Regions from separate parts of the Homo sapiens genome. Here region 2 is linked to region 1. The links are chromatin loops, found by intact Hi-C in ENCODE. Cell type or tissue: PC-9. All regions are shown on one strand. Each heading gives the region's core, and the rest is flanking DNA. Links, peaks and the distances in the headings are about the cores only.

Evidence for each region. A loop is a pair of places that touch in the nucleus more often than their neighbours do. Peaks named below come from ENCODE experiments on the same cell type or tissue, not always from the same donor. Only the 100,000 strongest peaks of a DNase experiment are listed, where the experiment ranks them.
Region 2: it touches region 1 in a loop (5-fold over the local background); 4 of 110 quality-filtered maps call a loop at or near these places.

What each region holds. Positions count from the first base shown.
Region 1 is chr11:61,723,280-61,734,592 of GRCh38, reverse strand. It overlaps DAGLA (diacylglycerol lipase alpha), which reads right to left. Exons shown (of 20, transcript NM_006133.3): 5 at 11,021-11,159; 6 at 8,511-8,598; 7 at 6,306-6,440; 8 at 5,585-5,662; 9 at 3,152-3,276. Among named protein-coding and RNA genes, the nearest start is that of MYRF, 24 kb to the left of the region's middle. In PC-9, for the core only: CTCF peaks have their summits at 784 and 986 (motif pointing right); DNase peaks (open chromatin) are centred at 1,012, 4,142 and 5,592; H3K4me3 peaks cover 412 bases; H3K27ac peaks cover 2,956 bases.
Region 2 is chr11:61,651,884-61,663,196 of GRCh38, reverse strand. No RefSeq gene overlaps it. Among named protein-coding and RNA genes, the nearest start is that of DAGLA, 23 kb to the left of the region's middle. RefSeq lists an enhancer at 1-108. In PC-9, for the core only: a CTCF peak has its summit at 3,229 (motif pointing right); a DNase peak (open chromatin) is centred at 5,406; H3K27me3 peaks cover 1,616 bases.

The DNA of each region.
Region 1 (11,313 bases), core at 467-8,466:
CTGGGATCTCCCCTCCGGGCAGGGCCTACTCAGCGATGCACCCAACACTGAAGCCCTGGGGTCCCTCTGGGGGCACTGGCTCCTCCATGCACTCATGCAGTCTTGTGTTTTAGACACCATCTGCATGCTCAGGAATCCACCCCAGGCCTGCCCCAACACCCAGATGCTTCCATCCAATGGCCTAGCCAGCACCTCTCTCGGACACCTGACACCCTGCCAGCTCTCAAACCCCTTCCCTGCTTGTGTACCCCAACCCTCCTGAGGTCTTCCCAAGGCCCCTCGGTGGCTTGGCCTCTGGCTTGCAACTGTCTGTGGCTCCTCAGCCCTCACCCCCACGGCCATGCCACTCGGTCAGTACACGTACTCGGCTTCCCTTCAGACTCAGAGCTGGACTCCAGGCACTCCCTCACCTCCCCTACCCCTGCCCTGGCAGCTCTGCCTGGGACTGTCATGGTGGCCTCGACTGGCCTCCTTGCACTTGCCCCTACGCTCTCAGCTCAGCAACAGAGTGGCCCTTTTAAGATAAGTTGAGCCACATCATTTTCTTTTTAAGACCCTACAGCAACGCCCTGTCTACCCCACCTGGCTCTGGTCTCTCTGACCTGCTGCCAGCGTGTTCAGCAGCACCTGAGACAGCGTGGCCTGGCCCTTGCTCCTCTGGGCCTCTGTTCAAACGTCCTGTCACAGTGAGGTCTCTCTTGCCACCTCATCTAACAGCCAGGGCTCCCCAGGCCCCCAGCACTCCCCATCCCAGGCACCTGGCTTTATGTGGGTCCAAAGTGCCCATCCGCTCCACCATGTGCCCTATTTGCCTTGTCTATGCGCTGTCCGCCTCCTCGCTGGGCAGTGAGCACCACAGAGAGGTCCACAGCTGTATCCCCAGCACCCAAACAGGGCCAGGTACACAGTAGCCTCCCCACAGAAATGAATGAGGCAGCCTGGGAGCTGGGCACCCAGCTAGGTGCAGCGGCACCTCAGGCCACCAGAGGGAGCCAGCATCCAACTGCTAAGGCACCAGACGCTGGAGCCCACGTGACTGGGCCTGCCAGCTGTCACGGGATGACAGCTGAGATTTTATTAAGAAGCTTGGATTCTGGTGATGCTAGGAGGTTTGTCTTCACTCAGAGCATCACCTGAGTGACTATTACACACTTTCCAATGGGGAGAGACTTTGCTGAGAAAGCCACAGTGCTTGCTGGGGGGACAAAGCCGATGTACAATGGGAGAGCATGGTCCCCCACACTGCAGGTCAAGTGGTGATGGGCCAGGGTCTAGGGGCTGAGCTCCTGTGCTCGGCAGCTGTTCCCTCTCCAACCTCAGCTGAGCATGAGGCTGTAACAGTGTGGCCTTTGGAGACTGGAGGCTTGAGTTTGAACCCTTGCTGTATCACTTCCTGACCGCAAGGGCCTGGAGGTCACTCAGCCATTCTAAGCCTCAGTTTCCTCTTCTGTAAGAGCAGGTGGTGACAGCTACTTCACAAGGCTGGTGTGAGATCAAGGGTCCAAGATGCAGAAATGGTCTGGCCTATAATAGGTTCTTAATAACGAGTGGCTCCTCGCTTCTCCGGTGACAGGGCTGCCTCTGAGTCAGTGATGTGTGGGCCAGGAGGACCAGTCAGGGGAGCAGGGCCAGCACCCCGGATGGGAGGGCCCTGGGGCTCATCCAGGGCAGGGCTAGGGCCAAGCCAGAAGCAGGCCTGGCTCGCTGTGCTCTGCATGGGCTGAGAACTGCTGCCAGGGGAGAGGCCTGGGCCCGAGGCAGATGGGCAGCCCTTCTCCCTCTGGCCAGGCTGTTATGGACAGGCTGGGGCACTGGACTCTGGCCTCCTCCCAACACCCTGGGCTGCAGGCCTGCCTCTCTCTGCCCCACAGGCACCTGGTTCTTCCAGGCAGGGGCCTGGCTGGGCCCTCATGAGGTCTAGGGACTCTGCTCTCTCTGCAACACTAAGGCACCTAATACAAATGCCAGCACCCCTCCTGTCTGCAGAGCACCAGAGAGCCCTGCCTGCCAGTGATACCCTGGGTTCTGAAACACCCTATGGGCAGGCAGGACAGATACCACCTGTTACAGTTTAGGAAACAAAGGCTCTAAGAGCTGTCCCCACACCACCAGTGAGTAATGGAGCCTGGTGCTCATTTTGAAGAGTTCTCTGCCACAGCTGGGACTCCCAGGGATGCAGGCAAGAATGCCAGGCACATGCAGCTGACAAAGATGGGAAGGGGGCATGAGGTGCTCTAGTCCTCTCTGATCAGTCGCTGGAGGGATGGTGAGAATAAGGCCCCGAGAGCCACCCAGCTTTCTGAGGACAGGGAGGGCGCTGCAGAGTGGGTGTGGCTGCTGTGGGTCCCAAGGGCAGGGGTGTCAAGGAAAGAAGCTGCTGCCCAGCATGCCAGCCTTTCCAGAACGGGAGCCCAGGGAACTGTCCTCCTTCTGCCTGGCATGAGCTGAGGGCGGAGACACCCAGGACAGGGAGGGGTTCCTCCTGGAGCAGGCGCCCTTCTCTGGCCCACTTAGGAATGCAGAGTCCACCCAGCCCCCAAGCGGTGGGCTGAGCGCAGAGCTAGGCTGCAGGCCAGGTCTGGGGCTAAGGCCTTTCCTAGATCCTATGAAGAAGGTTGGAGCCTTAACTAACAGGCCTTCTTGGTGCCTTTTCAAAGACCTCTATGGATTGGGCCTCTCTACTAGGAAAGTCCTTTCTTCTAGAAAGGCAGAGCACATGAGGGGAGCCGAGAGAAGGGAAGATGTGGGCAGAAGGGAATGGCTGAGGGGGCAGAGAGAGAACGCCAGAAGGGGAGGGGAGGCAGCAGTGTGGGTGTTATGCAATATCTCATCTAGCCCTCTCCAAAAAATTCCACGAGGTATGTATCAACATCTCCACTTCGCAGATAAAGAAACTGAGGCTCAGAGAGGTGGACCCACTTGCCCCAGGCTGCAAGTGACAACATCTGGATTCGAACCCATAACTGTGTGACTCCGAAGCCTACAACTTCACTGCTCAGGGATAACACAGAACTAGAAAGGTTGAGGCCCAGAGAAGGTGTAGAAAAGAAGCCATTCAGGGCAAAGCAGTAGGCGCAGCCCGGTAGCCCTTCCTCACACACCACCCGGGAGGAGAGGTGCAATCGCTGGGGGATGGGACAGGGGTACTCACGAGCAGGACCGAGCCAGTTGGCAGAGGCCGCAGGCGGGCTTCCGCATCAGGTACATGGGCCACCCGTAGGCAGCCAGGGCAAAGAGCATGTAGTAGCAGACCTCTTTGTAGCGGAGCATCTCTTGCTAGAAGAGAGGAGGCAGAGGGCGGTCACCTCCTGCCCTTCCTGCCTACAGCCTCAGGGCCCAGCAGTTCCCCAGGGTGGGAGCCTGCGGACCCAACCCCTGGCAGGGAGGGGTTGCTGGTCCCCTGTTGAGGTGTGGGGCCCAGGCCTTGGAGGAAGGACACTCCTCCAGGTGATAATTGCATTTCCCTAATTATCTCCATGCAACCAGGACACGAATCCTCAGAGACCTGTCCTGTTGCTCCAGTCTCAGAATTAATGATTTGGGGACAGAAAATCACTTGGTCCATTTCCTTGCCTGTTTTCCAGAGAAGGGAAGAGTTGAGGGATGTGAGTAGTAATCCCCCCACCTCGGCAATCAGCCCTGAGAAGGGCCCTTGATGCTGGGAAAATGTAGCCCTGAGAGGCCCCAGCCCTCCAGCTGGGCGGCGTGTGTGGGCCTTGGGCAACAGGGCAGCCACGCTAGGCCAGGAGACCAATCACCAAATCTCTGGCCCTTGGGTTCTTTGACTGCAAATATTGGGAGCCTTCAACTTGACTCAGCCAGCTGCAGGCTCCCAGGGCTCCGGGCAGGGGCTGCGTTGGTGGGAGACTGGGATCTCTTGGGAGAAAGGCACCAGTTTGAAAGCCAGTGTGTCTGAGGCCCAGCAGCCACTGTTGATGCTGAGGAGGTTATTGGCTGCTGGGGTGGAGGGAGGAAGAGGCAGGGGTGCCCCAGCAAAGTGTCTGCCAGCTTCCAGTCTTTCCCGAGTGCCCCAGGCACCGGGAGAGGGAATTAGTCACCTTGTAAAAGTTAAGGAGGGTGGTTAGTCACCTTGTGAAGTGAAATAGGTGGCACCTTGATCAGGGCCCGGAGGGGTGGAAACATCCCTGGCCAGCTCAGCTGCTCTTCAGGAACGAGAGTGGAGAGGTAATTATCCTCTCCCTGTCAGAAGCTCCCTGCAGCCCTGGGGGCGGGGTGGGCCCTGGCAGCCTCTGCCAGGTGGCAGGTGTGACCCTGGCACCTCGATGGGAGTCACTTGATGGGAGTCACAGCTGCCTGCCCTCCCCGCTCCCTGTGAGGAGTGGGAGGGAGAAGGTGGTGAGAACAGCCAGGGCAGAGCCTGGCAAGCAGAAATGGGCTGGTTTGGGGCACTTACTATGGATGTGGCTATTTTTAGAGAGGATACAAATGCCTGCTTTAGTGGGGAGTAGGGACAGGCAGGGAGGACTGAGGCTTTTCTAGAGGACTGAGTGTTGGTTTTTTTTTTTTCTTCTTTTTAAGGGACAGTGCAGCTGGAGTGCAGTGGCAATCATAGCTCACTGCAGCCCTGATCTCCTGGGCTCAAGCAATCCTCCTACCTCAGCCTCCCAAGTAGCTGGGGTCACAGGCATGTGCCACCATGCTTGGCTAATTTTTTTTTTTTTTGTAGAGACAGGGTCTCACTATGTTGCCCAGGCTGGTCTCAAACTCCTGGCCTCAAGCAATCCTCCCACCTCGGCCTCCCAAAGTGCTGGGATTGCAGGCACAAGGCAGCACACGTGGCCTAAAGGACTGAGATTTCTAAGAGACGGAATCCTTTCCATCAGCATCCTGGCTGGCACCGAGGCTTCCTGGCACTGTGATGGGAATGGCTCGTGTCCTCTCAGCACAGCTCTGGTAGAAGGTGTGCCTAGTGTCATTTCACAGATTCAGGATCCAGCTCAGAGGGGATGAGGGGCCTGCTGGAGGTCGCAGCGACAGGCATCAGAGCAGATGCACGCTCCAGCCATTTGCTTCCTGAGGCAGGGCCTGTTTCTCCCGGCTGCCAGCTGTGGTTTCAGCCTGGGCTGTACTGGGCCCTGGGCTGTACTGGGCCCTGGGCTGTGTGCTGGGCCCTGGGCTGGGGTTCTCCCACCATGTTACTGGCACCACCTTTCCCTATTACACACTGGATTTCTACGAAAGGCGATTGAGAAAAGGTTCCACTACTAAAAAAGCTTGGAAACCAAGTACTACGCCCATTGCGTTTCATTAACAGCAGCAGCAGCAGCAAAAATGCTAGCAGCTCACCCTGGTAAAGTGCTCTGTCATCTCAAGAGGCCAGGACCAGACACTTCTGAACTTGGTAAAGGAATTCAGGGGATTTGTCTGTCGAACCGGTGTGAAGTGGGTGGTTCTCGTGAGGGGCATGATCTGAGCAGAGAGGCTCTCTGGAGAGCCGGGGGGAGACCGGGCAGGGGCAATGTGGCTGGCACTGCAAGGGCAGCTGGGAGGAGTTTGCTTAGGTCATTGTGGCAGAGTGGGAGGGATGGGGACGGGGTGGGGTGAGAGTTGATGTCTGACTCACTGAATTCTTGAGGTCGAGGTACTTGGTGTTTCTGGTCACCGGCATCCCAGACAGGAAGGCCAAGATGTCATTGTTTGCCTGTAAGACCGGCAGGTGAAGAAGGACAATCACTGGCCCAGGCCCGGCTGCATGGCTGGGAAAGGGGGCCCAGGCCCTGGCGTCCGCCTGCTTCCCAAAGGCCGAGAAGCCCAAACGAGCATGCAGCTTCTAGTTCTTCCAAGATTCAGCCACTTTTCCAAAATCTGAGGTTTCCCCATATTTCCAGATGCTCCCCTTCTACCCAAAACATCAAGCCCCTGAGGACATTCCTGGCCCACAGCAGGCGAAAGGTATTTTGTATGAGACACTGAGAAACCCTAACTGGGGTTGGTGTGCTGGTGGGGATGTGGGGTGGGCGGAGCGGCCACGCAGAAGACCGACTCGGGAGCTCACCACGTCCACTAAGCCTGTGGTTAGAAGTCCTTTGAGGGCCAGCCCCAGAGGCAGCCATGCACGACCCAGAAAGTCCCTAGAGTAGTAGTCACGGAAAGCCTGGCCGAAGGACAAGCTCAGGAAGGCAGGGGGAGCCAGAGGTAAAGGTGACCTCCAGGGTCCAAGAGAGTGCGTGGTCACTGGGGAGCTGCGTGGGAGCCGAGCCCTCCGCTGCAGGGGCCACAGGGAAGGGGCCTGAAAGAAGGGTGGTGTGGAGAGGTGACCTGGAGAAGGGGCTGGTGGTGCTCACCTCGTCCAGCACGGCGTTGCGCTTGGCCCGCTGCCGCTGCCGGAGCAGCACCAGGCCAGCAATGATGTCGGATGGCACAATGTCAAGGTCCCGGAAGAACTCCGCAAAGAGGTAGGCGATTTCTGAGTAGGCATCCTACGAGGTCCAGGAAGGCAGGAGGCAGTGGCAGGGGAGCAGGAGAGAGGACGAGAGGCCAGGAGTAAATCCCCCAGGGCTGGGAGGCTGCAGAAGCAGGTGTCTGCTCGGGGTCCCCTGGACAGGTTCTCCCCAGCACCTCCACAGCGCCCACTGAGCCTGACCCCATGTGGCCCTGTGACCCTGAGGGCCCTGCCCAGGGCTCCTAGACCTGGCAGTAGCCACCCAGCCCTCTCCTCTCCTTGGAATTCGCATGGTGCCCACTGTCTACCAAGAGCAGGCGCCAACTTGAGCCACTCCTTTTTGCTTTCCCAGACGCTAGAATCAAGGCCGGGTGGCTCTGGCTCATTTCTCCTCTAGCCATTCTCTCCAGCACAGAAACCAAACTAAGCTCCTGGCTGCCTCTGACCCACCAGCTGGGACCTTGGAAGTCCCTCGTAAGGCCTCTGTGGAGCCTGCCAGGTCTCAGGGCCCCTCCCCCAGCTACCCACAGGCTGCTGGCTCAGTGACCCCCACAATGTGCCCTAGAAGGGGGTGTACTCTCTGGCCCAGTGGTCCCCCATGGCTTCTCTCCAGGCCCTTGGCCTGAAGACAGTGCATGTCTGGGCCTCAGGGCAGGAGGCGAGCCCTGCTGGCTGGTGCCCTCTTAGTCTTCCCTTCCTGGCCCCAGGCTGCAGCCCAGAGCCTCTTCCCTAACCTGTTAGGAGACGCTGAGGTGGGAACAACCACATGGCAATGAAGTCTGTCTCACTGGGTCTCGCCCCTGAGTGTTTGGCACTTGTAAGTGACTAAATCAAGGGCTGCAAATTCAAATGCCGAATGGAGCCAAACGGAGCCAGATACTGCTCGGCTCCAGCTGACCGGAGGCCCTCCAGGGCCCACTTCACCAGATTCAGAAATACAGAAGTTTATGGAAATACCCCTGATTTTTAAATGCTGGCATCCAATTAAAATGTGTAAGCAACACAACACACGCTGATCAAAACATGCTTGGGACCAGACCTGCCCCCTGAGGCCATCAGTGTCTAACAGGACCTTTGCCGTGGGGCTCTGCTGTGATGTGCTATCTTTTCCCCAGACTCTGACAACAGCCCCAGCTCTGCCCGTGCACCCAGAGGGGCAGGCGTGCCCTCCACACAGCAGCCCCAGCCTCCATCCGCCAGGGGCCGGCTCTCTGCCCTCTGCATGGCCTGCCTTGCAGCCCAGACCCCTCAGACCGCCCCAGAGAGACCCAAGGGGGTGCTCCCCGCCCACCAGGGAACCTCGGGGGCTTTCTTACACTTGATTACTCACTCTACGGCTCACCAGGGGACGCTGGTGGGCAGGAGCCACTCGAGGCTTCCCGGTGGCTTCCGTGGAAGGCACTTTGCTGTCTGCCTCAGGGAGGAGTGGTCTCCTGACCTCACTGGCTCTGCTACTAACTAGCTGTGGGACGCTGAGCAAGTCACTCCACCTCTCTGGGCCTCAGCTGCCTGATCTGTAAAATGAGGGGTGGGACTAGATGATCTCTAAGGTCCCTGCCCGCTGCGGGGCACCCCTGGATGATCCCGGGGCCTGCCTCCCTTCCCTCCCCTTGGGGGCCGCCCCCAGCTGGCCCTGTCTTCCTTCTGCAGTGCCCTGGCATTAAGTCCGGCCCTCTGGTCACTCCTCTGAGCTCCCAGGTGCTGAAGGCTATGTGTCCCCATCTAGGACCGTGCTAAACGCCTATCGGCTTTGCCAGGCCTTCTTGATTAATTTGCTGCTGGTGAAACGCTACTTTTCTTTGTCTTCAGGTCACCCTGACTTTGCATATTTCTTCTCCTTAAACTAGAGTATAAGTTCCAAGGGAGTTGATGCAGTCTTCACAGCTTTCTGTTCCCTTGACAAAGCAAGTGGACGTGGTCCTGCGTGCTGGAGCGAGTGGCTCAGTGAATAACAGGCCCTGTGTGAGCAGGCCATACTTGCTCACGCTGGAAACCCAGCTCCTTCCCACCAGCCCTGCCCCATCCTGCTTTGCCAAAGGAGCCAACAGCCCCTTAATCACCTGACCACAGGATGTGAGCCAGAGGGGAGCGACCTCCCAGTACTTACTGACTGGGAGTCCTTCGTCCGCGTGCAGCAGAGGAACACTTTGAGCCGGCGCGACCAGCTGGTGGCTTGACCCTCCTCTAAGCGGTGCCTGCAAAGCAGGAGAGGCGGTATGTGTGAGGTCAGAGGGCTGGACCAGAAGAGCTGGGACCCAGACGTTATGGAAACAGGGCAGGCTGTTCCCAGGACCCTACCAAAGGGTTCCCGCAGTGGGTTCTGGGGGAGAACAGGGCCCAGGCCCTGCCAGAGCTGGTGGCCAGTGGCCTGGCTGCTGGCCAGCAGGGGCCCTCCCTGACAGACTCCTGCTAGCCTAAGATGGTGTGTGCCGTTGGCCAAGGGTGGGTGGGTGGAAGAGAGAGGTGGGGAGCAGTTGAGAGGCTCCTTGGCTTTTGGAAGACTGAACACAGGCAGGCTCTGGGGCTTCAGAGCTGGGAGCCCTAAGTGGGGGCTACCCTGCAGCTCAGGTGTCCAAAGGCTCAAACCCTGGGAGGTCAGCAGGGTGTTGGGCCTCCCTGTCGTCTCATTCTAAGGCCTGGAACAGACCTTCCAGAAAGACCTGCTTTTCCCCAGAAAGGATTTCAGACACTTACATACTTACATACTCTACTTACAGGAAATCTATGGGGCTGAGTAAGGCTCTGCATTTCCCAATTCCTTGGATCTGATACCTAGGTAGGGAGAGGGCTCTACCCCTCACCCACATGGTTGCCCTTGTCTATTCTCACCCCCCAACCCCATCCCCAGTGGGTCTGGCTGCTCAGATGGAGAATCAGGGTCTCCAGGAGTCTGTACCCAAAGGCAGAGCAATGGGCCAGTTATTCACAGAGGTTCCTCCTAGGCTGGATGTCTGCAGTCAGTGTGTTGAGCATAAAGATAACAGATCCAACATTAAAAGTGCAGACCTCCAAACCGAGCAAGAAGGGGCTAGCTTGCTTTTGTGCCATGTGCGGCCCCTTAAAAGCCTGATGCTGGGTGGTCAGGAGAGGAAGGCAAGGGTGGCCCTCATATGCATTCAAGGCACTTAACATCAATCTGTAGTGACAGGCCAGGCCCTTTTTGAGCCTCTTGGCTCCTCCGTGTGTCTAAGGACCGCTTCCCGCTCTCCAACCCTGGCTTCATAAGGCAAATGGCCACAAGGAGAAGGAGGGCAACAGGGTCTTCCAGGGCTACGGGAGGCAGGTAGGGAAGGGTGCAGGGAATTGCTACTCTGGGGACCTGCTGGCTCTTAGGGACTTGGACAGCTGTACATCCTAAACCAATGTCCCACCTTCTGGGGCATGAAGGGACAGTGTGCTGGCCAAGCAGGGTTCCCAGAGCACTGTGGGATGGGTGGTGGTGGCCAGCTGGGCTGGGAGGGAATATGGGCTTTGGGGCCTTGGCTCCCAGACCTGACATTTTGGGCTGGGACGTGGCCACAGCAGGCACGGGTGTGGCTCTGGCTGCAGTGCTGAGCTGACGTGGAAGGTCCACGGGGAGCCGAACACAGCAGTGCAGGAGGGTGGGACGGTGAGAATTCCTGCCGGGCAGCGGGGGTCCAGACAGCCTGCTCCCCAGGTGCTTGAGCCAGCTGCTCTGGGCTGCAGGTGTGGTGCCAGTTCTGCACCCCAGCAGCAAGACCCACGGCAGGTGACCTGCCCTCTCTGGGACTTGGATTCCTCATCTGTAGAATGGATCTCACAACCATGCCGGGGTTCACAAAGGGATTAAATGGATGAATTGCGTAAAGGGCTTGGCATGGGGAGCTCCTTACATAATGCACTGTAGAAGCCCCATTAACAGGAGGTACTGGGACCCACCCTGGAAGCCCCTCTCTTTTTCTTTCAACAAACAAATTATTGTGACACTACCTGGATGCCCTCCCTCATTTTGTCTGCCATGGCACACTTTCCCCCATCTTTAAAACATCATGCAAAACTCACCCCCTCTAGGAAGCTTTCCTTGACTTGCCTCTCCCAATCTCTGAATCCTAGAGGCAGCCTAGCCTAATTTAATAGCTAGTTAAGCGAGGACTCTAAGGCCAGACTGCCTGGGCTAGTTCCCAGCCTTACCATTTTCTAGCTGTGTAACCTCAGGCAAGTCCCATCATCTCTCTGTACCTCAGTTTCTCCACCCATATTATGGGGAAGTTGACAGCTGTGTGGTGGACTTGTAACTTACTACACGCAATGCTTGGCTTCACTGTTATTACCATTGTTATTATCAGCAGTGGACAATGATGACAACAACTACTATTAACCGAGCACTTACCCAGTGTGAGCACTGTGTTAGTCACTCTGCAGGTATTAGCTCAGTTAAATCTCACAACAACATGAGACAAGAATTGTTATTATTCCCACTTTATAGACAAGGAAACTGAGGCAGGGAGCAGTTAAGCCCTTTGACTAATGCCCACGGCTCACACGAGGTTGGCATGCAGTCTGGGAGGCCTGGGGTAGCCTTCTGAAGAATGGAGACCTCTGCTCACCAGACAGCAAAGCCCACCCTGGGACTGCCCACCCAGCCCGCTGACTGACCGCAGGTTGTAGGTCCGCAGGTTACGCTGCCTCCTCTTGGTGGCTCTCAGCTTGACAAAGGTGCGGCCCGTGGGGTCGAAGACGCAGAGGACAGTGATGCACACACTGAGGATGACTACCCAGTTGCAGACAACCATTCCTGCGGGCAGCAGTGGGAGGCATTAGGTAGGGGCGCTGGGGACACCTCTCTGGCTCACCCGCTCTGAAGAAAGGGACATTGGAGCCTCCCTAACCCCAAATGCTTCTGGGGACAAAAGCCAGGCTCCAAAGCCCCTGGTCCCAGTCTCTGGCCA
Region 2 (11,313 bases), core at 1,379-9,378, 72 kb after region 1:
TCCCAAGTAGCTAGAACTAGAGGCGAGCGCCACCACACCCAGCTAATTTTCTTTGTATTTTTAGTAGAGATGGGGTTTCACCATGTTGGACAGGCTGGTCTCAAACTCCTGACCTCACGTGATTGGTCTGCCTTGGCTTCCCAAAGTGCTGGGATTACAGGCGTGAGCCACCGCGCCTGGCCAATGAATTTATTTCACATATGTATACACCCAGATATTCAGATCTTTCCTTCCTTCCTTCCTTCTCTTTCTTTCTTTCTTTCTTTCTTTCTTTCTTTCTTTCCTTTCCTTTCTTTCTTTTTTTTTTTTTGAGACGGAGTCTCACTCTGTCACCCAGACTGGAGTGCAGTGGTGCAATCTCGGCTCATTGCAACCTTTGCCTCCCAGGTTCAACCGATTCTTCTGCCTCAGCCTCCCAAGTAGCTGGGATTACAGGTGCCCACCACCACGCCCAGCTAATTTTTGTATTTTTAGTAGAGATGGGGTTTCACCATGTTGGCCAGGCTGATCTCAAACTCCTGACCTTGTGATCTGCCCACCTCGGCCTCCCAAAAGTGCTGGGATTACAGGCGTGAGCCACCGTGCCCGGCCACACCAGGTATTTCTCAGGAAACACACACACAAGTGTTTTTCTGCCCTCTCAACACAACCACAATCAACACCACAGAATACTTCCGTGACCAAATGCGTGGGTTTTTTTCCCCCACACACCAAGCAGCAGACACTGGCTGGGTGTCCTCTCATTCAGTTCAATTCTGGTGCTGTTTACCTGGAGATAGCATCACATCCCACAGGGTTAGAACTCAGTCCCATCAGACTGTCCCCACTTCAGACACCTGCAAGTCCAAGCCTCCAGAACTTCTGACCGACTGGTTTCAAGTTGGGGTTCCCCGACCTCCTCGATTAATTTGCTACAGCGGCTCGCAGAACTCAGGGAAACTTACGTTAACCAGTTTATTATAGAGGATTACAAAGGACACAGATAAAGGGATGCATTGGATGAGGTATGGGCTCTGAGCTTCCACGCTTTCCCCTAGGCGCCACTCTACAGGAAACTCCAGGTGTTCAACTGTCCGAAATCCTGTCCTTTTGGCCTTTTGTAGGAGCCATGGGAAAAGTTCCCCTTCACCCACTGAAGGTTTGCTGAAAAATCAACTGACAAAAAGCTGATTAATAAGAGAAAAGGCGGCCAGGTGGAGTGGCTCACGCCTGTAATCCCAGCACTCTGGGAGGCCAAGGCGTGTGGATCACCCAAGGTCATGAGATGAGTTCGAGACCAGCCTGGCCAACATAGTGAAACCCCCATCTCTACTAAAAATACAAAAATTAGCCCGGTGTGGTGGCACATGCCTGTAATCCAAGCTACTCCAGAGACTGAGGCAGGAGAATCGCTTGAACCCAGGAGGTAGAGGTTGCAGTGAGCCAAGATCACGGCCACTACACTCCAGCATGGGCAACAGAGCCAGACTCCATCTCAAAAAAAAAAAAAAAAAGGAATGTAATCCCCAATGTTGGAGGTGGGGTCTGGTGGGAGGTGCTTGGGTGGATCCCTCATGGCTTGCTTCTGTCCTCTTGATAGTGAGTGAGTGAGTTCCCCCAAAATCTGTTTTTTGGGGGTTTTCTTGTTTTTTTTTTTTTTTAGGGGGACAGAGTCTTGCTCTCTTGCCCAGGCTGGAGTGCAGTGGCATGATCTCGGCTCACTGCAACCCCCACCTCCTGGGTTCAAGAGAGTCTCCTAGCTCAGCCTCCCAAGTAGCTGGAACCACAGGCACCTGCCACCACGCCTGGCTAATTTTTGTATTTTTTTTTTTTAGTAGAGACGGGGTTTCACTATGTTGCCCAGGCTGGTCTCGAACTCCTGACCTCAAGTGATTTACCTGCCTTGGCCTCCCAAAGTGCTGGGATTATAGGCATGGGCCATTGCACTCGGCCTCTGTTCTTTCATAATGTGTGGCAACTCCTTTCCCCTTGCTCCCCCTCTGGCCATGTGATGTGCCTGCTCCCACTTCACCTTCCACCATGAGAAAACCTCCCTGAAGCCTCATGAGAAGCTGAGCAGGTGCCAGCACCATGCTTCCTGTAAAGTCTGCAGAACCATGAGCCAATTAAACCCCTTTTCTTTATCACCTATGCAGCATCAGGTATTTCTTCACAGCAATGCAATAACGGCCTAACACACTCCCCAACCATGTGTGAGGGTTTCAGTTGCGTACATCCTTGCCAACAGTTGGTATTGTCATTCCTTTCAATTTTGCCAATTTTCCAGCCACCTTTTGAAGACTGTAGCCCCAACCTGCTCCTTTTGTTACCGGAAAGGGGCCCCGGTCCAGACCCCAAGGCAGGGTTCTTGGATTTTGTGCAAGAAAAAATTTGAGGCGAATCCATAGAGTAAAGTGAAGGCAAGTTTATTAGAAAAATAACAGAATAAAAGGGCTGCCGGTTAATCATTTTTATGGTTCTTTTTCTTTTTTTTTTTCTTTTTTTTTGAGACAGAGTCTTGCTCTGTTGCTCAGGCTGGAGTGCAGTGGCGAGATCTCGGTTCACTGCAAGCTCCGCCTCCTGGGTTCACGCCATTCTCCTGCCTCAGCCTCCCGAGTAGCTGGGACTACAGGCACCCGCCACCATGCCCGGCTGATGTTTTTTATTTTTTTAGTAGACATGGGGTTTCACCGTGTTAGCCAGGATGGTCTCTATCTCCTGAGCTCGTGATCCTCCCACCTCAGCCTCCCAAAGTGCTGGGATTACAGGCGTGAGCCGCCATGCCCGGCCTCTTTATTTTTTTTGAGATGGAGTTCCGCTCTTGTTGCCCAGGCTGGAGTGCAATGCTGTGATCTCACTCACTGTAACCTCTGCCTCCCAGGTGCAGGAGATTCTCCTGCCTCAGCCTCCCGAGTAGCTGGGATAACAGGCACCCGCCACCACACAAGGCTAATTTTTTGTATTTTTAGGAGAGACAGGGTTTCACCATGTTGGCCAGGCTGGTCTCGAACTTCTGACCTCAGGTGATCCATCCACCTCAGCCTCCCGAAGTGCTGGGATTAGAGGAGTGAGCCACCATGCCCAACTGGTTATTTCTTGAGGATATGCTAAATAAGGGGTGGATTATTCATGCCTCCCCTTTTTAGACCATATAGGGTAACTTCCTGACATTGCCATGGCATTTGTAAACTGTGTACCAGTGAGGGCCACCAGAGGTCAGCCTCATTGCCATCTTGGTTTTAGTGGGTTTTAGCCGGCTTCTTTACTGCAGACCGTGTTATCAGCAAGGTCTTTATGACCTGTATCTTGTGTCAACCTATCTCATCCTATGACTTAGAATGCCTAACCATCTGGGAATGCAGCCCAGTAGATCTCAGCCTTATTTTACCCAGCCCCTATTCAAGATGGAGTTGCTCTGGTTCAAACGCCTCTGACACTTCATCCATCCCTCGCAACGGCCCCACTGGGAACAGGTGATTGCCCTGGACTGACCTGCAATTGTCCAGCGCCTCCATTTGGGCTGGACAGGAGGTCAGCTAGCCTCTTGGTGGGGGCTGGCCTAAGCTCTGCCCCATGGAGTTGCTCCATAATGAGTGGCACTAGGATGGCCCAATCAAAGCCTTTTCTCAGCACATATACCAGCAGGGAGTAGGTGACATGGATCAGGACTGTGGTAGTGACCCTGAGCCACCCCAGGGGGTTGAGCTGGGTCCTGGGGGATTCTGGCGCTGGTGCATCAGTCACTTCTTTCTTGCCTCTTCCTAGTTTCCACCTATGCCTTTTACTCAGCATTGGCCATAAGTGCCCCAAGCACTGTCGCTGGAAAGCATTTGGCTTCTACAGATGTAATGTTTTTCAAATGAATGTGGATGCCACTGTGATTAATAACATTCAAATTCACTGAAAGCATTTCTGAATTCAAAGTAGTCTTTTGTGCTGTATTTTCTCAGCCAATGAATACATTAAAATACAGCTATTAACAAATGGGATGGAAATAGGTGAAGCTGTTGAAATTTAAGAGTTCAGAAACAAACAGAGTTCAGATGGGCCCTGGATGTAAACCAACATGGCCATTTTGGAGTTTCCATTGGGACAGGATGCTTCTGATCTTCCACCTCCCTGGAGTCACCCTTCCTTGTAAGATCCAGTGAAAATGGCTGTCTCTGTCCTTCATACCAGGGAAGGCTAGCATCCTTCTCAATGTTTTTGAGAATCTCCAGTGAATGCCTATGATCTCCTGTTACCTCTTAGCCCAGATTTCTTCAACCCCGCCCCAGCTCCCTCCATACTGCTGCGATTTCCCTTCGCAATGCTTCACTAGAGCACAGGTCTGGCCCTTGCTAGTGGGGTGATCAAACAGGGGCCACAGGAGCCAGACTGCCTGGGTTCAAAGTCTTGCTCTGCAACTGATGAGCTGATTGGCCTTGGGCAATGGTCTCCATCTCTCTAGGCTTTGGTTTTCTCATTATAAACTGGGGGTAAGTGTGGCCCCTACCTCTTAGGCCTTGCTGCAGGTCACATGAGTTAGTGTGAGTAAAGCATCAGCAAGTTAGTTAGGGAATATGAGCCATCATTTTTATTGATCCCCCTCCAAGCACTATAGTGTGTAACTGACCTTTTTTTTTTTGAGACCGAATCTGGCTCTGTCACCCAGTGTAGTGCAGTGGTGCAATCTCTGCTCACTGCAACCTCTGTCTCCCAGGTTCAAGCAATTCCCCTGTCTCAGTCTCCCAAGTGCTGGGACTACAGGTGTGCACCACCATGCTTGGCTAATTTTTGTATTTTTAGTAGAGACAGGGTTTCACCATATTGGTCAGGCTGGTCTCGAACTCCTGACCTCAGGTGATCCACCCATGTTGGCCTCTCAAAGTGGTGGGGTTACAGGCATTAGCCAAGGCACCCAGCCTGTGTAACTGACTTTTATGGACGAATTGGGAACAGCAGAGGGGGGATTACAGATTTACAGTTTAGCACCTTTTGTCTGTCCCCACCCCAGGAAGCGTCTCAGCAGCCTGCCATCTCCTCTGGCCTTGGCCTGTTGCCATTTCTTGGGGGCTGCTCACTTCCCACCTCTCTGGACCCTTCTCCCAACTGTCCTCTAAGTTCCACAGCCTCCCGCCCGCCTCTCAGCCACCAGAAGAATATGCAGATTGGTTTTACGGGGCACCTGCATTCTGGTCTCAGCTGCTGTAATTACAGAAAAGGCTCTAAGACAATGACACCCAATGAGGCCAAGACGGCCCCTCAGAGGAGTCTGGGAAATCTGCAAGGGCATTTTTCTTTGTCAAAATGGGAGACAGAGACCTGTTTTTATATAAACACAAAATAAATAACTTTTGCATGCTTTCAACATACACAGAATTTTCTAGGAACATGACTATTGTGTATACAAGAGAAGATTGTCCTTTGTTTTGCTTGGAATTTGGCCAAGACTCGTTGCCCATTTCATGTCACTGGCAACAGCACCGCCTGTGGGGTCTGAATCACCATCACAACTACCTGTGTCCATCTGCCTTGTGGCCGCCATGGTCTCCGTGGCCCCACCTCTAGGAGCAAGTGTGGGGCCACCTCATCTCTGGCTGTAGTCAGCCTGCAGATTTTCTTTCTTTTTCTTTTTTCTTTTTTTTTTTTTTTTTTTTGAGATGGCGTCTCACTCTGTTGCCCAGGCTGGAGTGCAGTGGCACAATCTTGGCTCGCTGCAACCTCCATCTCCCAGGTTCCAGCGATTCTCCTGCCTCAGCTTCCCAGGTAGCTGGAATTACAGGCGCCCACCACCGCGCCTGGCTAATTTTTGTAGTTTTAGGAGAGACAGGGTTTCACCATGTTGGCCAGGCTGGTCTCGAACTCCTGACCTCAGGTGATCCGCCCACCTCAGACTTCCATAGTGCTAGGATTACAGGCATGAGCCACCACGCCCAGGCTGCCTGCAGATTTTCATCCTGAAATTTATATTATTTTATTAGAAATTACCCTCCTTTTATTTCTCCTTCATATTATAGTTAGGATATCATTGATTTTTTTTTTAAAGCATGTGTGAGGGTAGGTTAGTTTATTTATGAATTTCATTTCAGCTTGGTGAAGGGAACATTACAAAATATTTGTAATGGGGGGCGGGGGTTGGGTCTGACTTCTCTACCTTTGCATAATTCAAGAAATCCATTTCTGAGCTCTCGGCAACCTGGAGTGATTTGCGTCTGAGATGAAGTGCCCAGAGGTGCAGGCCGCTGCTGCCCTTTAGTCTTTGGAATCGCTTTTTCCTCTTCCCTATAAGTGTTCTGGGTTCACGACCCCATTGCTAATCTCTTGCTCCCAGGCCTCTGGCCTGGACCTGTCCTCCACAGAGTGGCCCCAGGAGATGCTCCCAGCATATCAATACTTCTCAGCTTGAAACACTCATGTGGCCCCACGTTCCCCATGATCTACGTTTGTCCCTTGAGCTATGTGCAGGGCACAGCATCAGTTCAGCTCACTCCTCCCCTCTCATTTTGCATCCAGCCTCCTCTCCTTTGCCCATGCTGTTCCCTCTGTCTGGAATGCTGCCTCACCACCCTGCACCCCTGCACCCTCTCCTCCCTGCACCCCCTGTACCCTCACCACCCTGCACCCCCTGCACCCTCACCACCCCGCACCCCCCTGCATTCTCACCATCCCTCACTCCCTGCACCCTCACCACCCCGCGCCCCTGCACCCTCACCACCTCGCACTCCCTGCACCCTCACCTCCCCGCACCCCCTGCACTCTCACCACCCCGCACCCCTGCACCCTCACCACCCCACACCCCCTGTACCTTCACCTCCATTTCTGACTGTCCCCAAGGACTTCCTATTCTTCTCTTCATTAGAAACTCAGTCCTGAAGTTCCTGGGTCTTGAAGATGCCTCTAGAAAATCAGCTTCTAGACCAGGCGCAGTGGCTCACACCTGTAATTCCAGCACTTTGGGAGGCCGAGGCGGGCAGATCACCTGAAGTCAGGAGTTCAAGACCAGCCTGGCCAACATGGCGAAACCCCATCTCTACAAAAATACAAAACTTAGCCGGGCGTGGTAGTGTGCACCTGTAATCCCAGCTACTCAGGAGGCTGAGTGGAAGAATTGCTTGAACCTGGGAGGCGGAGGTTGCAGTGAGCTGACCAAGATCATGCCACTGCACTCCAGCCTAGGCAACAGAGCGAGACTCTGTCTCAAATAGAAAGAAAAGAAAATCAGCTTCCACCTGAGCGTGGAGTTGGGCAGGGGAGAAGGGTGTGGGGAAAAGCAAGAGAGATCAGATTGTTACTGTGTCTGTGTAGAAAGAAGTAGACATAGGAGACTCCATTTTGTTATGTACTAAGAAAAATTCTTCTGCCTTGAGACTCTGTTAATCTATAACCTTACCCCCAACCCCGTGCTCTCTGAAACATGTGCTGTGTCAACTCAGAGTTAAATGGATTAAGGGCGGTGCAAGATGTGCTTTGTTAAACAGATGCTTGAAGGCAGCACGTTCCTTAAGAGTCATCACCACTCCCTAATCTCAAGTACCCAGGGACACAAAAACTGCGGAAGGCCGCAGGGACCTCTGCCTAGGAAAGCCAGGTATTGTCCAAGGTTTCTCCCCATGTGATAGTCTGAAATATGGCCTCGTGGGAAGGGAGAGACCTGACCGTCCCCCAGCCCGACACCCGTAAAGGGTCTGTGCTGAGGAGGATTAGTATAAGAGGAAGGAACACCTCTTGCAGTTGAGACAAGAGGAAGGCATCTGTCTCCTGCCTGTCCCTGGGCAATGGAATGTCTCGGTATAAAACCCGATTGTACGTTCTATCTACTGAGATAGGGAAAAACCGCCTTAGGGCTGGAGGTGGGACATGCGGGCAGCAATACTGCTTTGTAAAGCATTGAGATGTTTATGTGAATGCATACCTAAAAGCACAGCACTTAATCCTTTACCTTGTCTATGATGCAAAGACCTTTGTTCACATGTTTCTCTGCTGACCCTCTCTCCACAATTGTCTTGTGACCCTGACACATCCCCCTCTCGGAGAAACACCCACGAATGATCAATACTAAGGGAACTCAGAGGCTGGCGGGATCCTCCATATGCTGGACGCTGGTTCCCCGGGCCCCCTTATTTCTTTCTCTATACTTTGTCTCTGTGTCTTTTTCTTTTCCAAGTCTCTCGTTCCACCTTATGAGAAACACCCACAGGTGTGGAGGGGCAACCCACCCCTACAGAAGGGGCCACTGGGGCAGGGAAGAGACAGATGTTGGATTTTAGAGGATCCGGTAAAGGATGCTACTCTTCTCCATCCAAGTTTGAAAGCGACTGAGAGAGACACACAACAGTCAGACAGAGAGAGATCAAAATATTTTCCTGTGACTTAAGAGCAATGGCCAAGCTGGCTTCCTGCTATCCTACCCTTGAACTTGACATTCACCCACTGAAAATGCCCAGTCCCTGGCTCAGTGGGGATACCAGAGGCTGCTAACTGCCAGGCAGCAACAGACCAATAAAGGCTTCCAAAAGAGATGGTGCGCTGGGCTGGGCATGCCCAGGAGCTCCTCCCACGCTTGGCCATCAGGTAAGTCACTTCTCTGCAGGGGAGAAGGAGGGAGTGAACACATGGCGTTGCTGTAATTCAATGGACACTTCCCCATGGAAGCACCATGATGTCGGGGAGGGAGGGGAGGAAGGAAGGGCGGTGCTCAGAGGGGAGGAAAGCTGTGACCCGAGGTGCCATTGCCTGGTTAATGTTCTTGGCAAGTCCTGGATGGGGCAGGAGCTGAAAGAGGAAGCTGAGGCCACAGGAAGCTGTCAGAGCCCGGGACTATGCCAAGAACTTCTCTACTTTAAAATAACTTTTGGCTGGGTGTGATAGCTCATGTCTGTAACCCCAACACTTTGGGAGGCTGAGGCAGGTAGGTTGCTTAAGGTCAGGAGTTCGAGACCAGCCTGACCGACATGGTGAAACCCCGTCTCTACTAAAAATGCAAAAATTAGCTGGGCGTGATGGCATGCACCTGTAGTCCCAGCTACTCGGGAGGCTGAGGCAGGAGAATGGCTTGAACCCAGGAGGTGGAGGTTGCAGTGAGCCAAGATTGTGCCACTGAACTCCAGCCTGGGTGACAGAACGAGACTCCATCTCGAAAAATAGTGAAATTAAATAACTTTTATTATCAGCAAAGCTGTGTAGGGGTAGAAAGGTGTGCTAACTTTCCTCATTCATCATAAAGGTCATGGCTGACACTCCTATAATAAAAGACTGGTTAACAAGAGGAAAGCAAAACAAATTTATTTAATCAAAGTTTTACAAGACACAGGAGCCTTCAGAATGAAGACCCAAAGATCCAGGGAAACCTATCTATTTTTATGCTTAGATTCTATGCAAAGCAGACAGCCGTGTAGAAAGTGATCGGACAAAAGAGCATGATTCATGGGAATAGACTGAGCGCGGATACCCAGCAAGTCCTGTCTATTGAGATGCTTCTTGGCCTCTCTGTACGGCACTCCTTCCAGCAGGTATCGGGCAGGACCCTTTCTGGAATAGGGGTCTTCAGGGGAGAAGGGAGAGAGTGACCCTTTCTAGGTTTTATGGCTTGCTTTAGGGGAGAGGGGTTCTAGTTTCTATGACTGGGGAAAAAGAATTCTGGTGTCTATGGATTCCTCTGGGGGCGAAAGAGGGGCAGGAGACAGGAGGATGGGAGAACGTCAGAGAGAGAGTTGACTTTTGAGACCTTCCAGTTTCTTTAGTTCAAAGTACTCAGCCTGCCATAGTGCCATACTTTGGAGTACCGTTTCTGAGCCCCAACAGCTGTGCACGTACATTAGAGAAAGCTGGAAGTTACAGATGAGCAAAAATAAGAAAACAAAACCACTCTATTCCTACCATCTAGGGAGTATCCTCATTGTCTATCCTCCCATATATATATATATATATAAATTTTTTTTTTTTTTTGTGAGACAGAGTCTTCTCTGTCACCCAGCTGGAGTACAGTGGTGTGATCCTGGCTCACTGAAACCTCCACCTCCCGGGTTCAAGCGATTCTCCTGCCTCAGCCTCCCAAGTAGCTGGGATTACAGGCACATGCCACCACACCCAGCTAATTTTTGTATTTTTTTAATAGAGACGGGGTTTCACCATGTTAGCCAGGCTGGTCTCCAACTCTTGACCTCAAGTGATCCGCCCGCCTCGGCCTCCCAAAGTGCAGGGATTACAGGCATGAGCCACCGCACCCGGCCCCGAATCTCTTTTTATGCCTATGTAATTTTTTATTATTTTTTTAGAGGCAGGGTCTCACTATGTTGCCCAGGCTGGTCTCAAACTCCTGGGCTCAAGTGAGCTGCTTGCCTCAGCTTCCCAAAGTGTTGGGATTACAGGCATGAGCCTCAGCGCCCAGCCCTGCATATGTAATATTTTTGTGTTTTGTTTGTTTGTTTTTCTGAGACAGAGTCTCGCTCTATTGCCCAGGCTACAGTACAGTGGTGCGATCTTGGCTCACTGAAACCTCCACTTCCCAGGTTCCAGTGATCCTCCTGCCTCAGCCTCCCTAGTAGCTGGGACTACAGGCCCTTGCCACCATGCCCGGCTAATTTTTGTATTTTAGCAGAGACGGGGTTTTACTGTGTTGGCCAGGATGGTCTTGAACTCCTGACCTCAAGAGATCCACTTGCCTCAGCCTCCCAGAGTGCTGGGATTACAGGCATGAGCCACTGTGCCTAGGCATATGTAATTTTAAAAATCAAAATGAGATCATGCTGTCCTTGTCAGTTATCTCAGCCTCTCCCTGTCAATACATCTCCATCTTATCTAATGCTCAGCCCACATTCAAATTCTCTCATTGCTCCTAAAATGTCCTTTATGCTGGCACCTGAAAATGGGAGTGCAGTCAAGGACCCTGCAACGCCTGTGGTTGGATGCCCTTAAGTCTCTTTTAGTCTGGCAAGTCCTTTTTTATGACAATGACATGTCATAAAACTGGACTTGTTGTTTGCAAAATGCCCCACCTTCAGGGTTTATTGTGTTGTTTTTCTCTTGTTTCATTTCTTCCTTAGTCTCCTGTATTTCTGGTAAACTGGAAATTATTGGACCCAAGTTAGGCATTTTGGGCAAAAAGACATCATGGGTGATGGTGGTATGCCACGCAGCATGACAGCAGAAGCACCTTCACATCATGAGTGATACTGAGCTAGGGGGATGGTTTCCTGAAGGACTGGATTGGAGGCCTTCCTGGCTAGAAGGCCCTTGCAAGCTCCTTGCTCTTATTTTACAGACATGGAAACGGAGGACCTGAGAGCAGCCTCCTGGAGCACAAGCCTTTGCAGTTTATAGAGGGTCTTCTTGAACCTGCAGGGGCTTCTCCAC